2 separate regions of the Mus musculus genome follow, and region 2 is linked to region 1. Evidence: chromatin loops called from intact Hi-C (ENCODE). Cell type or tissue: left cerebral cortex. All regions are shown on one strand. Links, peaks and the distances in the headings refer to the core of each region. The heading gives the core; the rest is flanking DNA. Region 1 holds the start of Got1l1 (glutamic-oxaloacetic transaminase 1-like 1). Region 2 has its middle 44 kb from the start of Gm1698.

Region 1 (8,920 bases), core at 701-8,700:
CCCTCCATGATGGCCATGGGCTCAGCCTCTGAAACTGTAAGCAAGCCCCCAATTAAATGCTTTCTTTTATAAGTTGCCTTGGTCCTGGTGTCTCTTCACAGCCATAGAGCAGTAACCAAGACAACATTTTAACTTCGATCTCTTTCTAATTTATTCTGGCAAAGTAATTTTAGGTGTGTTTACACATGAAATTGTAGGCCAACTTTTTGATCTCTCAAGCATGACTGACATATTAGGGAATGTCTCCAGCACAACATAGCTCCTGTTTCTAGAAGAAACAGCAGATTAATGTTTCAACTACACACACACACACACACACACACACACACACACACACATGCACACCACTAAATATCTACCAACTTCTGTTTGCTTAGTTACTAGCCACTTGGCTAGGAACTAAACCATGTCCTATGAGGGTAATTGTTCTTACGCTCCCCTCCATTGCACCCCAATCTCCTGGGGTTGGAATTTAGGGCTCTATGTATGCTCAGCATGAGTTGCACTGAAGTCCCCTGATCTACTGAGGCCAGCACATTGCACAGAAAAGGAGAACATAGCAATGAATAGTTCCTCCAGGATTTTTATTTTCAAAGACAGCGTAAAGCTTTCGTTCCAGTCAGGGGCAGTTTTGAGCAGACACCCTCTCAGCCCTCTGTTAGCATCACGGCCTCATGGATGCTCTGAGTGATGTAGTCTATATTCCTGGCATTGATGCAGGTGAAGTTGATCCGGCTAGTTTTGGGCAAGTAGATATGTTTCTTCTTGACCAGAAACTCCACCTGTTGATCTGTGACAGTCACAGAACTCAGAATTCCTCTCAAGACCATGGGGGAAGAAATACATAGGATAAGAAGTGTCAGCATATGGGGGGAGGGATCCTATAAAGGTCTCTGAAAGCAGCCCCACTTCTACAAGGATGTCAAGAGGAAATCCCGCAGCAAAGCTGGGGACTGCTCAACTACTCCATGCAGCTCAGTGTGAAGACACAGAGCTGAGGTCAGGAAGGGGAGAGTCTCCCCATTCTCGAACTTACAGGTGAGTCCCAGATAACCATGGGTCCCGCTCTGTCGGGTGATGTGATCCCACGACCCAGGGGTCCCTAGGAGCCGCAGCTTCTCCTTCACTTTCTCCTTGATCAGCATCATGTTCTCCACCACACCTTTGAGACTCTGCTTCCTGCCAAGGAAAGAGCAGGAAACTGGACTGCAAAGGCCTACTTGCCTTCCAGCTTGTCTCCCCTCCTTCCCATCTTTCCACAACAGGACACGCGTCAGGAAACACACGGCTGGAACCTGGTTTCTGTGGTGCCTGTGGTGGGAAGGAGGTTTGATTCTGCCGTCCTTTGGGTTTTAAACATCTCTGAAAGGCCCGTGTGTTAAAGGCTGAATCACTATTGAATGTCTGAGAGAGTTAGGTCATTGGGGACTATAAGGAGTCCCGTTCCTAATAATTACACGCCCTTGCCACCCACGCCCGCCCAGACCCTCTCACCCTTTACCATTCTCCAAACAGAGCAGGGTTGCAGAGGATGGAGGTGATTATCCGAGCACCCGTGGCAGGAGGGTTTCCCCACAGGGCCTGGACATAATCCATCAGCTGGGAGAGGACACACAGCAGGTGCTGGTTGCTGAGGGCAGCCACTACTAGGATCCCCACTCCTTCATCTGCAGCATGGAGAAGACAGCCTCGCCCTCAGTTTCCTCCTGTGCAGAATCTCACCTACACCCTTCCCTCTGACCTTGAAGAGAAAGGGTTAAACTACGGAGCCACCAGCTCAGCCCTTGAAAGGTGGTATTTGGCCCCAAAAGTTATCTGGACCTCCTCTTGTAGAAAGAGTATCCATAGGCAAGGGTGTGTGCAAGGGAGGAAGAGCTTCAAGACTGTCAAGCATCTCCTCCTAGGCGTTCAGCCAAGGGGCAGAGGCTGGAGAGGGTGGAATTTTAAGTAGGACAGGTGTGGGTAAGTAACTGGGTTTAGTCACAGAGACCAACTAACTCCTAGTTCACTGCTGTTCTTTACTGCCTCCTGTGTGACTTCTCTGGAGTACTAGGCTCCTTACAGAGGGTAAGTGATGTCAAAAATATTTATCTTTTGGAGGAGGGATATGGGAAGGTAACGGGGAAAAATATGAGGAAGTACAGTGTCCGATGTCCGGTGTGTGTGTGTGTGTGTGTAAGAGGTAAGAGGGGATGGAGAGAGAGAGTGCAAGTGAGAGCGAGTGAGAGAGAGAGAGAGAGAGAGAGAGAACAGAGAATATTATAAGAAACCCATTGTTTTGTAAGCTTATTAAAAACAAACCAAACATTGCTTGCATGATAAATATGGCTTCAATTCTGCTCCCTATTTCTCCCGTCCTTCCACCCATAACAAACCATAAATGCCAAAATTCTTGGACAGAGATTGGCTGCAGAAGAACTCCAAGCCTAGGGACACAAAGTACTGTAAGATTTTGGTATCTTCCTCGAGGTCACCAGTGGATAAACCTTGACAGGGAATGTCAAAGAATGGGAATATCTGCTTGCTCTGAAAGAGAAGGGAGAGATGAAAAAGGCTGAGGCCCATGGGGGTGAAGCAGATGGGGAAAGAGGGGGCCGGTGGCCAGAAGCTGTGTTCACCTTAATGATGGACATCAGTTTCGTCCACTGATTCTGTGTGAACTTGCAATCAGTGATGTTCCCAATCACAAGGATGCTGCCGACCGGGATATGCTGCAGGAAGACATTAGTTGTCTTAGCAAGGTACCCACCTCTACCATGCAGAGATGACACCGGACATTTAGGGTGGAGACAATCTCTTGGGTTTGTTCTCACTAAAAAACCTGACAAATCTAAACCCAGCAGGGGTCCTGAGTGGGGGCAGGTGGGAGGTGGGGGGAGAGAGGGAGATGAGATCATAAATCAGGTCTGGGAGGAGATTCTGAGTAGGGGGTTATGAAGGCTCTACCTGGAGTACTTCCACGAACATGCTGGGGTCTGAGCAGAGATCACTGGCGTTCCAGATAGAGTACTCATAAACTATAAAGCCCATGTCCTGGAAGATGAGTCCACACTGTTCTGTGGGGACAAAGACCCCCACCATACTGTTCTGTGGGGACACAGACCCCCACCAGCTGGGGTCTGGGGAAAGTGGAGAAACGGAGGCAGGGATACCAGAGAGTGGGGTGAGGATCATTGACATATAGAAAGACAATAACAAGAAAAGGTTGGACGTAGTTTCGCATAGCCACCATTTTTCTCTTGGTAGAAAATGAGGGTAGGAGTAGAGATTCCGCGTGGGACAGGAATTGGGAACAACAGGGTGTGGGATCTTCTCCAGTCCTTGACCTGGGTAACACTTACCTTTTTGACATGAGACGATACAAACGATTTTCACATTCTTTCGCCACGTCTTGAGGAACTGAGCCCCAAGCTGGAAGGCTCCACTCTCACCAACGATGTGCACACCCCCAACCTGTCAGCAAGCAACACGTGGAGAGAATGTTGGAAAGAAGCAGCACACCCCAGACTAGAATTTTGTCTTATTTTTGGTGCTGGGGTTGAACTGAGGGTCTTATACATTTGGACCATTCCAGCCAGTCCTCTTCTCCCCTCCCCCCCTTTTATATTGAAATGCTCTATTTATAGTTTCCAAATCAGCAGCGTGCGTGAGTGGATGCAACTTAGTGACCAAACGAGGACTTGAGTTTAGATCCCAGCTTTGCCCCTCAGTACAAAAGGCTACGGACTTTCAGAGTCTCAGGAATTGCCTCTGTCAAGGTGGAGGCCCCTGCATGGTCCCTTGTGGGCTTTAAGGTCACGAAACCCTGTCTCTCTCTCTCTGGGTCTCACCCTTTTCTCCGCAATGGCTTCGCTGTGCTTTCCAAAGAGGAGTTCCAGAGAAGACTGGATGAATGATTTCAGGCCCACCAGGGGCAAGTACTCATAGTCCAGAGAGGGGTCCTCTGCAATCTGCAGGCGGGTCTTGTGCACCACAAGAGAAACCCAGGGATGGCCTTCTTCGGTCATGCAGACTGTGGAGAAATTTCAAAGGGAGCTCTGTATACCCCGCCGGGGCAGCCCACAAACCACAAGTCTGGCCCGTGTTTCTTGGTGATTTTCTAAAGCAGCCCGTGAAAGTTTACTTTTTTTTTTCCCCCTCCCCTCCCCTCTTTGTTGATTCATTCTTTACAGAAGACAGGGAGCTGTTAGTGACTGTGTTTCAAAACAAAACTAACACAACCACCAACAAAACCCACAGCTAAGTCAAGGCCCATATTTGTCACCCCTGCACTGGGTGGGGGTGAGGTGGAGGCAGGAGGATCAGTTTTAGGCAAGCCTGGTGCAGAGTGAGTTTCAGGTGATCCAGAGATGTAAGCAAGATAACCTCTCAAAGCCAAAACCAAAACAAAACAAACAAAAACAAAAAACAAAAACAAAAAAACCCCACAAACAAAACAGACAACAACAAAGCCAGCTGAAACTGTTTCATTTGAGTTTTAAAGGTTAAGATTTACATACAAAATGAATTAGGCATTTCATGATGTCAAGGCCTGATTTCTATATATGAAGGTCTCTGTCTGTCTCTGTCTCTCTCTGCATGTCTCTTCTTTGTCACCTTTTCTTGCCCTCTAGTATCAAGCACCCCTTGGCTGGCCTTGAACTTTCTATGTAGCTGAGAGTGCCCTTGACCATCTGATCATCCACCTCTCAGGGCTGAGAGCTCAGGCATGTGCCATGCCTGGTTTATTTGATAGGGAATTATGCAAGCCAGGGTGTGTGTGTGTGTGTGTGTGTGTGTTGGTCCAGTGGTTAAGAGCACAAACTGCTCTTGGAGAGAACTCATTCAGTTCTCAGCATTTTTGTCAGGCAGCTTAAAACCACGTGTAAATCCAGCTCTGGAGAGAAATCAATGCCTCCTGGCTACCGTCTCAAACACTTGCATGAATGTACACATGTATACTCTCTTTCTCTCTTTCTCTCATACACATACATACAATTAAAAAAAACGCAAACAGAACAAAACAAACACACAAACAGAAACCTATGAAGGGAGGAGAGAGAAGCAAGGTGGTGCCTCCAGTCCTCGGGAGGTGGAGGCAGGACCAGAATCTGCCCAAGATCATTTGCAGCTATTTTGTGAGTTCAAGGCTAGTCTAATTTACATGGGACTGTAAACAAAACAAAAGAACACCGGAGAGAACTGGGAGGAACTAGAGGGGATGAAGAAGCAGATTAAAAAAAAAAAAAAAAAAAAAAAAAAAAAAAAAAAGGATTGGGTGAGAAGGAAGAAAACTTGATTCCTCTCAAAAGTCCCCGACAGGTATGAGGTGACTCGGGTTGTTCACTGATCTTCTCTGCTCTGGGCAGTTCCCTTAATAAACGAAAGCCTTTCCAGCAGCAGAGACGTGAGCTATTCTTCAACCCTCCACTAGGGACACTGCCCACGTACAGCCAGTTGAAACGTAGAAAATCTTAAACCCTGAAATGACTGCCTCCTACCTTTGTAGGCCAGGAACAACTTGCTGGGATAGCCATCTTGCCTGTAGATCTTTAGTAAGCTGCCTTCTAGCTTCTGGGCTGTGGGTACATCCCTGAACACAGAAAGACTGGTCATAGTTGAGCACGTGCGGTGCCAATAATTTCAGGCCTCTTTCTTCCAGAACCTTGGCAGCGCTGATGCACGAGGCTATGGGGCAGTGAGTTGTCAGAGCAACAGAACCTCAGGACTCCCAGTCTCCAGGGTAGCAATGTTCAGGACGTACAGGAACATTCCATGGCCCTGGAGGAAAAGTGCCCAGGGAGAGCAAGCAACAGGGAAGAGTAAACAAACACATGGGATTCCCAGGCACTTCCTCCCAACTCATTGCTGGCTATAGCTCCCGAGCAATTCACCTGAAATAACAAGTCAGTCTCTAGAAAGCAGGACAAAGCTGTCAGCCAGTGAGCTAGACAGGGCTGCCCCAACAGAAGCAAACACCCTACGGCACACAGCAGCGTCAATCAAGAGCTCAAGTCACACTCTGATGCAAGTGTTCTCTTTTTTTTTTCTTCCATTTTGTTTTCATTTTTTTTTTTTTTTTTTAGGGAGCAAACGCCGAGTTTATCAAGAAACAGTTTTTAATATACATTTAAGGTGGGTGTGAAGGGAGGGCAGGCAGCAGGGACTGCAGAGACGGGATTGGTCAATGTATTAGGACCAGGTGACCGTTTTAATATTCGGATTTAAATGGACCATTTGTATCATCCACTCCAAAGCTCAACGGGGAACAGCATAGAAGTTAGGGAAAGAATGTAAGAGCTAGAGGAAGGGACAGGGACAGTTGAGATGAGAGGACAGGCGTGACATGGTCATTGCGCTCTCAAACTCCCAACAACCGTAATTACCTGCACAAGATAGGACTTTATGCTGGTCTGTTTTTCGTCAAGTTGAGGAAAATGCTTGAGAAAAGGCCTCCATGAGGCCAGCCCGTAATTAGGTCTGTAAGCAGGGCTGTGTGGCATTGTCTTGATAATGATTGATGTGGGAGGGGGCAACCCACTTTTGGAGGTGCCGTTACTGGGCCAGTGGCCCTGGATTGTGTAAGAAAGCAGAACTTTGGGGCTGGCGAGGTGGCTCCGAGGGTAAGGCCACTGACTGCTCTTCTGAAGGTCCTGAGTTCAAATCCCAGTAACAAACATGGTGGCTCCCAACCATCCATAATGAGATCTGACGCCCTCTTCTGAGGTGTCTGAAGACAGCTACAGTGTACTTAGATATAGTAATAAATAAATCTTTGGGCCGGAGTGGGCAGAGGTACTGAGTTCAATTCCCAAAAACAACATGACGGCTCACAACCATCTGTACAGCTACAGTGTACTCATATACATAAAGTAAGTAAATAAATTAATCTTTAAAAGCAAGCAAGCTTTTTGTTTTCTTCAGTTCCTGCCTTCGGGTTTCTGCCTTGCTTGAGCTTCAGTGATGGACTGTGATCTGGATATGTGCCCCCAAAACCCCCTTTCCTCCCCAAGTTCCTTTTGCTCATGGTCTTTCTCACAGCAATAGGCCACTAGCCACATGGTGTTGGCATATAACTGTTATCTGCTGTTGGTGTTAGATGTCTGAGGCAAAGTAGAAAAACAGAAGGCAGATAGAGACCAGTCTTACTGGAGCAGGCAGGACTGTTTATCTCAAAATAGCAAGGGACAGACACTCTTCTGCAGGAAGGGGATACTTGGAGCTTATATGAGAAGTATGGGGAATGGAAAGTTAACTGCAAAATGCTGGGGCTGTGTGCCTGCCTGCAGTTTCTCCCTCTGCACTTATTTGTCCAGACAAAGCTGTTTTATCTTTAGAAAATGTCTTTCCCAATATCAGGATGCAGGTGATGGAGGGTACCTGCATTTGGCAATGGCAGTGAGGGGTAGGGGCTGGAGTTTCAATGTAGGGACAAGGGATTTCAGCAAGACTTAGGGGAATGGAAAATCACCTAACACCAACAGCTCCGTTCTCAAACCATCTGGAAGCCTGTTCTCTAGTATTTCTTTGGAAGCTGAATCTCCAGTGGCAGACACAGGTGCAGGTACAGGTGTAGGTGCAGGTGCAGGTGCAGGCACAGGTGTAGGTGCAGGTGTAGGTTCAGGTGCAGGCATAGGTACAGGCACAGGTGCAGGCACAGGCACAGGTGCAGGTGGAGATGCAGGAGGGAGAGGACATGGGAACATCCTGGCTCAGTGAATAAATGCTAGAGGGAGGTCTTCTTCCTATGGCCTTGGCAGGGCTACCTGGCACAGTAAATACTAATACAGGAACACCACTGTCACACTTATCTTAGTTGGTTATCTTAACCTTTGAAATATTTATGAGAATTCAGGAAACAAAGCCTTGCTTTCTCAGTGTTAGGACAGATGGTAAGCTTCAAAAAAATTTCTTTCCTAATCTTCCTTTCATTTTGCATTTTAAGACCAGATATTGCTGTGTTTCATGCTGTCAATTCTCCTGCCTCCACCTCACCAGTGCTGGTATGTACTGACACTCACCAGTGCTGGTATGTACTGACATGCCTGCTCTGGAGGGGAATTTTTGTCTAAACCAGAGCTTTTTTTATGTATATATAATTTTTATTTATGCTCAAATGGCCTCTTATTTACCACACTATGTATTTAGAACCTGTGTGAATATTAAAGGATAAACAAAAATCTGATAATTCGGGTGCCATCACCGTGGTACAGCAAAACAAAATGTTTCATTTCATATCAGAAGTCTGAGCATACTAATACCAATATATTAAAAATGTGGGTTGGATTGGGCGTAGTGGCCTAAGCCTGTGATTGGGTTAGAAGAGAATTTATCTCAAAAGAAATAAATTAGAGGGGCTGGAGAGGTGGCTCAGCGGGTAAGAGCACTGACTGCTCTTCCCAAGGTCCTGAGTTCAATTCTTAGCAACCACATGGTGGCTCACAGCCACCCGTGATGAGATCTGACGCCCTCTTCTGGTGCATCTGAAGACAGCTACGGGTGTACTTACATATAATAAATAAATAAATAAGAAATAAATTAGAAGTATAGGCCTGAGTATGTAGCTTAGTGATGGAGTCCTTGCCTAGCACGCATGAAGTTCAAATTCTAAGTACTGCGTGAACCAGGCACGATGGCAAACACATTATTCTAGCTCTCTGGAAGTGGAAGTAGAAGAATTTTAAAAGATTCTGGTCGTTCTCTGCTGCATAGACTTAGATGCTGTTTTTTTTTTGTTGTTGTTGTTGTTGTTTTATGTTTTGTTTTGTTTTTTGTTTTTCTAGACAGGGTTTCTCTGTGTAGTCCTGGCTGGCCTGGAACTCATTTTGTAGACCAGGCTGGCGTCGAACTCAGAAATCCGCCTGCCTCTGCCTCCCGAGTGCTGGGATTAAAGGCATGCGCCATCATGCCCGGCTAGATGCTATTTTAATAATACAAAACA
Region 2 (8,920 bases), core at 256-8,255, 420 kb after region 1:
TATTTGCCAGATGCTGGCTGGGCCCTGGTAACCCAGTGACTGTTGGGGGATCATGGCTCACACTAGAGCATGTGGGGAGTAACTCAGAAAGCTGGGTGGAGAGTCAGAGCACAGTTCTTCCCCCTAGTGGGATCATTTACCTCCTACTTATTCTCTTGGAAACCTCAGCTGCCTGTAGAGATGAGCTGCCTTCCTCTCCTTTTCTAGAGACTAAAAGTAATGCCCACATCTGTGTATAATGCTCTAGCCAAGACTCAAAGCCTTTGGCAAACATCAGCTCTGTGCACAGCTGTCTGAAGCCTGACAGCTATGTGTTTGAAGGAAGAAGGAAATCCAGGATGTGTTAGAATCAAATGTCAAGGATAATCTATGACTAAGAACAGTAGAAAAATGACTTAAGTGTGCTTCCTAGTTTCAAAAAGTACAATATTAAAATCATATCTAAATAATTATATGGACATATCTATATATATATGTTTTAAATATCATTTTCTTACATATCTTGACTACCACTCAAGAATACCTAGTGATACTTTTGGTATAGCATTGGAAATGTAAATGAGCTAAATACCTAATAAAAAATGGAAAAAAAAAAGAATACCTAGTGATGATCACAATTGATCACATCAAATATTACTTAAGCTAGAATCATGAGATTTTAAAATATATATATTCTGTATTGAATCCAAGGCTTCTCACACACTAAGGAAGGGTCTACCACTAAGTTAGATCCCACTGAGATCTTAATTAGCCCACAGAATTTCTTCCGATTATTCTTTCTTTAATACAAAGACCAAAACAAAGAAGTAAAGTTTTATTTCACATAGATTTTGGTCAATGGTAGAGCATATATAAGACAGTGGTTGCATGATGATTCTGTAGCCAGGGTTACATGTGGTATAAAAGCATAACTCACCAGTCTGTGATGAAGCTGTAATGAGTCAATTGTTCATCACATTAAAGCACAGGATATAGAATAAAGCATATAGCGTTACGCTGCTATAACCAACACTTGATAATGATAGGAAGTGGCCCAAGAACTGCTGTACTGCACACTGGATCATCATTGCAAAATGTGCTCCACATCCACTAAATATTCTTGCTGTCCTGTTGGAATTCACATTTAGCCCTGTCTAGCCAAATGCCTGGCACAATGTAAAACACACAGTAGGATCTTGGAGTAAGCTTGTTAAGATAGATAATTTGGTAATTAGTGTCACCGTGATTGTCCATATAATAACACCCAGGCAAAAGTTCCTAATTTTTGTGCAAGGAAAGGAAAGGGTGTGGGGGAAAAGTAGACATCATTGTCTGTTTTTCACTATGAACATAATGGTGTAGAATATAAGAAGACATGATGTTGACTCCTTGGGTCCTAGCCACCTGCTCCTAGCCACCTGCACCTAGCCACTTGCCGATGACTGATTATTATCTCCTGCCACTGGGGCAGTGGTGGCTGCAGAAGAGGCCCTGCAGCCCATCTTGTTCTGTTCCCCCCACCCCCTCAGAGAGCTGCAACTCTTTGGCCTCTCCTGCTGGGATAGAGTCCTGCAGATCCCGCTGGATAGTTTGTACTCCTTCAGAATAAGATGACCCGGGAGACAAAGACTTATCTTGACATTCATTGTAACTATAGAGTTAGTAAAATACAGTGGATATAACCAGATTTTCATCAAAGATCTCTGGAGGTCCCGATGGACATGTGGTCAGTGACCCAACTCCATGTGCTGACCATAATGTGCATAGAGTGCCCAGAACAAACAAAACCTTTTTCGCTATTGCTGAATTATTTTGTCTGAAAATATCTTTGTGTGAAATCTTCAAACTATACTATGTTACTGTATTTGTACAATATTCCCTCAGCAGTAATCTAATCAAATGCACAAAAGGAAAACATCACCGCAAGAAACCAGTTTGAGATTTAAAATGACATCATCCCTCAGGTGCTCAGCAGATAAACCAATAGTGGTTGTGTCATATGCAGACACTTCATGGGAATTATAGGAAACATATGAATTAAGACTTTATTCTGGAAGAGACAGGAGCACATGTTTAACTAAGTTAGCAAAATCAAGGGTATTGGTCCCTGTGGAGGGATGGAGTAGATCCAGTCTTGCCCTGACTCCTCCAGTATTTGTTGACTTGCTTTCTTGGGCTGTTTGTAGACTTTCCCCAAGTGTTTGAAAGGCAGCTTCTGATGGCCACAGAACACACCCTGTCAACACTATCATTCCAAAATAAGAACAAGAGGCCACCCTTGTTGGTATCAGGAATCGATTTGGCAGATTGTCTCTGAACTCAGTGACAGCACTCGTAGTCAACAGAGACCTGCACATCTGCTGTCATGGCAATCACATACATTCCTAGAGCCCACTTCCCACCCTTACCCTTACCCGTTAGGGGTTATGTCACAGCCTAAATAAAAGACATACTCTTCCTGACCTTTGCCCCTCTTCCCTTCTTTCTCTCTTTTCTCCTTTTGTCTCCATTCTGTCCTCCAATAAACCTCTGCCACATGGAACTGCACTGTCCTGGTGTGGTCTGTCAGGTTGCAAGCCATGATTCCAACACAACAACCCTACTCAGCTCCAAGGTCCAAAGTCTTGGGAGGAAGAAAATCCTATAGTACACAAAGTACTACCAAGACATTTTTTTTTTGTTCCAGGCTCCAGTGTCATTAGCAAGGAGATTTTATTAGCCCTGTTTTCATGTAAAACTTTGATATTTTCTTCTTTTAATGTACCAATTTCAGTCTTCACAATCTTTGCATCCTATAGGTCTCAAATTGTACTCAGGTACTTTTACCTATAGATGTAAGGATTTGAAAATTCCCTCCGAGGTGCCCACTCACCTTCTCCTGTTTATTTGGCCTAGGACCCCCACCCATATGATGGTACAATTTACATTCTCTCTATTAAATATTCCAGGGACCTCCTTCATAGACAAACTTAGAAGTGTGTTTCCATGGTGACCTGACGTTGCATCAAATTGCTAAGAGGTTAACCATCACACATCCTTTGGGCTGAAAAGTACTGCAGACTCTTACACATTGGGATTCTAAATGCTTTAGTTGGAGCAGGCTGGGTGCTAGATGGCACATAATAGAAAAAATAAAACCTTTTCTGCATCCAGGTTTTGTGAAGCAAATTTATGTCCCCTCCCCATGTACCCACATATATTCCTATTTCAAAGATCAACGTTACCTCTGTATTGCTCTTCTTTATACAGCAGGGAGAGTAAACTCGAGCAGAAATCTTGAAAGAATGGGGAAACCATTTGCTCTAAAGTGAACAGGTTGCTTTTTGTTTGTTTTGTTTTATTTTGTTTTCCTTCATAAGGTTTGGAGTTACACAGTGTGTGTGTGTGTGTTTTGTGTCTGCCTTCTTTCACTTGGCATAATTATTTTGAGATTCTCCAACACTCTGCATATATTAGAACTCCATTCTTTCACATTTTTTTCTATTCCTGAGTTGTATTGCACTGGATGGATATGCCACAACTTATTTGTGCATTTGTTGGTGAACATTTGAAATTATTAAAATTTCGTGAATAAAGCAAAACACCTCTGTTCTTGCATTTTCCAAAATATATACACTTAGGGGTTGTGTTATTTCAGGTGAAATAAATTATTTGGCTTTTCAGAAAGGCAAGAGGGTAAAATAAGAAATATGAAGAAAAGGATAAAGAAATGAAGGTCAAAACACATAGGATTTAAAATGAAACCCATGGTTCTTAGAGCCAGAGAAAAGTGGGCTTGGAGGGAGGCTCTGTGTCTAGTCATATCTGGATAAATGAGCACATCTTTACAAACATCAAGGTTTCTATTAATGAGGATGCCACCATACAGTGTTGATGAGATTACTAAATTCTATGAGATGACCCATGGGAAGTGCACAGGAACTGCTTAATAATTGGTGGCTCTCACACCTCCCCGGGATAGGGAAGAGCAGGCTGGAGGAACTCTCAGATTCCTCAGTCATATCTTCCTTTGGGACACACTTGGCTCCTAATGTTCTCCAGATTCAAATTCCCACACCAGCTGCTCTCTACCCACCAGACCTGTGGAGATTGAACAATGCTCTGCTGCCATCCTCTGGCATGCTTAAATTTACAACTGCTGACTGCTATTTAAGACAGTCTCACATCAGAGCTCTCAGGAATGGACATGATAGACTTTAATACAGTGAACATTGGGGAATGGGATGTCACGGGAGAAAAAGGGTTTGCTTTGTGAGAAATGAAAGTTGTTGAGTTTGATACCACGCTGAAGCTAAGAGATTAGACCATGTGTTGAAGACTCTTCTAATTTATTCCTTGGATTCTATAAAATACATTTTAGAAACGATTGAAGTTTGGCATAGCTACAAATACATTAGCAAAATTTATAATTATATAAAAATCTTTTCGGGAACCTGAGACTGCGGTACATAGGGAGGCAGACTACCCGGGCCTGACCTGGGGCACAAGCCCCTTCCGCTCCACTCGAGCCCCGGGTTACCTTGCCAGCAGAGTCGCCTGACACCCACAAGGGCCCACACAGGATTCCACAAGGGATCCTAAGACCTCTAGTGAGTGCCTCCAAGAAGAAGCGGGAGAGAGCACATACTAGCAGCTTGACAACACATCTAAAAGCTCTAGAAAAAAAGGAAGCAAATTCACCCAAGAGGAGTAGACGGCAGGAAATAATCAAACTCAGGGGTGAAATCAACCAAGTGGAAACAAGAAGAACTATTCAAAGAATTAACCAAACGAGAAGTTGGTTCTTTCAAAAAATCAACAAGATAGATAAACCCTTAGCTAGACTCACTAAAGGGCACAGGAACAAAATCCTAATTAACAAAATCAGAAATGAAAAGGGAGACATAACAACAGATCCTGAAGAAATCCAAAATACCATCAGATCCTTCTACAAAAGGCTATACTCAACAAAACTGGAAAACCTGGACGAAATGGACAAATTTCTGGACAGATACCAGGTACGAAAGTTGAATCAGGATCAAGTTGACCATCTAAACAGTCCCATATCACCTAAAGAAATAGAAGCAGATATCAATAGTCTCCCAGCCAAAAAAAGCCCAGGACCAGACGGGTTTAGTGCAGAGTTCTATCAGACCTTCAAAGAAGATCTAATTCCAGTTCTGCACAAACTATTTCACAAAATAGAAGTAGAAGGTACTCTACCCAACTCATTTTATGAAGCCACTATTACTCTGATACCTAAACCACAGAAAGACCCAACAAAGATAGAGAACTTCAGACCAATTTCTCTTATGAATATCGATGCAAAAATCCTCAATAAAATTTTTGCTAACCGAATCCAAGAACACATTAAAGCAATCATCCATCCTGACCAAGTAGGTTTTAATCCAGGAATGCAGGGATGGTTTAATATACGAAAATCCATCAATGTAATCCATTATATAAACAAACTCTAAGAGAAAAACCACATGATCATCTCATTAGGTACAGAAAAAGCATTTGACAAGATTCAACACCCATTCATGATAAAAGTTTTGGAAAGATCAGGAATTCAAGGCCCATACTTAAACATGATAAAAGCAATCTACAGCAAACCAGTAGCCAACATCAAAGTAAATGGAGAGAAGCTGGAAGCAATCCCACTAAAATCAGGGTCTAGACAAGGCTGCCCACTTTCTCCCTACCTTTTCAACATAGTACTTGAAGTATTAGCCAGAGCAATTCGACAACAAAAGGAGATCAAGGGGATACAAATTGGAAAAGAGGAAGTCAAAATATCACTTTTTGCAGATGATATGATAGTATATATAAGTGACCCTAAAAATTCTACCAGAGAACTCCTAAACCTGATAAACAGCTTCAGTGAAGTAGCTGGATATAAAATAAACTCAAACAAGTCAATGGCCTTTCTCTATACAAAGAATAAACAGGCTGAGAAAGAAATTAGGGAAACAACACCCTTCTCAATAGTCACAAATAATATAAAATATCTTGGCATGACTCTAACTAAGGAGGTGAAAGATCTGTATGATAAAAACTTCAAATCTCTGAAGAAAGAAATTAAAGAAGATCTCAGAAGATGGAAAGATCTCCCATGCTCATGGATTGGCAGGATCAACATTGTAAAAATGGCTATCTTGCCAAAAGCAATCTACAGATTCAATGCAATCCCCATCAAAATTCCAACTCAATTCTTCAACGAATTAGAAGGAGCAATTTGCAAATTCATCTGGAATAACAAAAAACCTAGGATTGCAAAAAGTCTTCTCAAGGATAAAAGAACCTCTGGTGGAATCACCATGCCTGACCTAAAGCTTTACTACAGAGCAATTGTGATAAAAACTGCATGGTACTGGTATAGAGACAGACAAGTAGACCAATGGAATAGAATTGAAGACCCAGAAATGAACCCACACACCTATGGTCACTTGATCTTTGACAAGGGAGCTAAAACCATCCAGTGGATGAAAGACAGCATTTTCAACAATTGGTGCTGGCACAACTGGTTGTTATCATGTAGAAGAATGCGAATCGATCCATACTTATCTCCTTGTACTAAGGTCAAATCTAAGTGGATCAAGGAACTTCACATAAAACCAGAGATACTGAAACTTATAGAGGAGAAAGTGGGGAAAAGCCTTGAAGATATGGGCACAGGGGAAAAATTCCTGAACAGAACAGCAATGGCTTGTGCTGTAAGATTGAGAATTAACAAATGGGACCTAATGAAACTCCAAAGTTTCTGCAAGGCAAAAGACACCGTCAATAAGACAAAAAGACCACCAACAGATTGGGAAAGGATCTTTACCTATCCTAAATCAGATAGGGGACTAATATCCAACATATATAAAGAACTCAAGAAGGTGGACTTCAGAAAATCGAATAACCCCATTAAAAAATGGGACTCAGAACTGAACAAAGAATTCTCACCTGAGGAATACCGAATGGCAGAGAAGCACCTGAAAAAATGTTCAACATCCTTAATCATCAGGGAAATGCAAATCAAAACAACCCTGAGATTCCACCTCACACCAGTCAGAATGGCTAAGATCAAAAATTCAGGTGACAGCAGATGCTGGCGTGGATGTGGAGAAAGAGGAACACTCCTCCATTGTTGGTGGGATTGCAGGCTTGTACAACCACTCTGGAAATCAGTCTGGCGGTTCCTCAGAAAATTGGACATAGTACTACCGGAGGATCCAGCAATACCTCTCCTGGGCATATATCCAGAAGATGCCCCAACTGGTAAGAAGGACACATGCTCCTCTATGTTCATAGCAGCCTTATTTATAATAGCCAGAAGCTGGAAGGAACCCAGATGCCCCTCAACAGAGGAATGGATACAGAAAATGTGGTACATCTACACAATGGAGTACTACTCAGCTATTAAAAAGAATGAATTTATGAAATTCCTAGCCAAATGGATGGACCTGGAGGGCATCATCCTGAGTGAGGTAACACATTCACAAAGGAACTCACACAATATGTACTCACTGATAAGTGGATATTAGCACCAAACCTAGGATTCCCAAGATATAAGATACAATTTGCTAAACACATGAAACTCAAGAAGAATGAAGACTGAAGTGTGGACACTATGCCCCTCCTTAGAATTGGGAACAAAGCACCCATGGAAGGAGTTACAGAGACAAAGTTTGGAGCTGAGATGAAAGGATGGACCATGTAGAGACTGCCATATCCAGGGATCCACCCCATAATCAGCATCCAAACGCTGACACCATTGCATACACTAGCAAGATTTTATCGATAGGACCCAGATGTAGCTGTCTCTTGTGAGACTATGCCGGGGCCTAGCAAACACAGAAGTGGATACTCACAGTCAGCTAATGGATGGATCACAGGGCTCCCAATGGAGGAGCTAGAGAAAGAACCCAAGGAGCTAAAGGGATCTGCAACCCTATAGGTGGAACAACATTATGAACTAACCAGTACTCCGGAGCTCTTGACTCTAGCTGCATATGTATCAAAAGATGGCCTAGTCGGCCATCACTGGAAAGAGAGGCCCATTGGACAGGCAAACTTTATATGCCCCAGTACAGGGGAACGCCAGAGCCAAAAAGGGGGAGTGGGTGGGTATGGGAGTGGGGGTGTGTGGTTATGGGGGACTTTTGGTATAGCATTGGAAATGTAAATGAGCTAAATACCTAGTAAAAAAAGTAAAAATAAATAAATAAATAAATAAAAATCTTTTCATCTGGTTACTAGTGCTACTTTCTACTTTGAAATACGTATTTATAGTAAAGTTGAATTTAAGTCATCTAAAACAGGAATGAGTGTGATCATCCATGTATCACTTATATTTTGCAAAATAATAGCTCTGTGTGTTGGGTATAGTGTCTAGTGTGAGTTTGTGTGTATATGTATGTTGTGTGTGTATGATGTGTGTGGTGTATAATGTGACTTTGTGTGTGTATGCGTGTTGTGTGAGTTTGTATGCATATGTGTGTTTTGTATATATGATGTGTATGGTATGTGGTGTGAGTTTGTGTGTGTATATGTGTTGTGCGTGTAAGATGTGTGTTGTGTGAGTTTGAGTGTATATGACTGCTTTGTGTGAGTGGTATATGTGGATATGCTATGTATGTGATACTTGATGACAACATGAGTGTATATGTCTGCTTTGTGTGAGTGGTATATGTGGATATGCTATGTATGTGATACTTGATGACAGCATGGATTGAGAAAGTCCATTTCCTCTAATTTAACAAAAGAAGGCTTGATAACTGTTACAGTGAACTGATAGAAAGCACATGGGGTATAGTTGAAATGAGTGATGTTGAAACATTCTGACATCTTGAGTTTATGTTCTGGTTGTCCAGAGCACTGAACTGAACTAAAATGCCACATTGTGTTAAGACTTCACAGATGCACATGAACATGCTAAAAGGGAATATGGATAGAGGTAGCATCTTCATAGGTT

Evidence for each region. Peaks named below come from ENCODE experiments on the same cell type or tissue, not always from the same donor. Only the 100,000 strongest peaks of a DNase experiment are listed, where the experiment ranks them.
Region 2: a loop joins it to region 1, with 3 times the contacts of the local background. A loop is called at or near these places in 2 of 42 quality-filtered maps.

Annotation. Positions count from the first base shown.
Region 1 is chr8:27,196,892-27,205,811 of GRCm38, forward strand. Got1l1 (glutamic-oxaloacetic transaminase 1-like 1) reads right to left here and starts at 5,656. Exons shown (of 9, transcript NM_029674.1): 1 at 5,481-5,656; 2 at 3,831-4,012; 3 at 3,342-3,453; 4 at 2,947-3,056; 5 at 2,619-2,711; 6 at 2,376-2,526; 7 at 1,502-1,667; 8 at 1,037-1,179; 9 at 568-790. The coding sequence starts at 5,595. The coding sequence ends at 648. In left cerebral cortex, for the core only: a CTCF peak has its summit at 5,411; a DNase peak (open chromatin) is centred at 5,521.
Region 2 is chr8:27,622,268-27,631,187 of GRCm38, forward strand. No RefSeq gene overlaps it. Among named protein-coding and RNA genes, the nearest start is that of Gm1698, 44 kb to the left of the region's middle. In left cerebral cortex, for the core only: a CTCF peak has its summit at 4,089 (motif pointing left); a DNase peak (open chromatin) is centred at 4,083.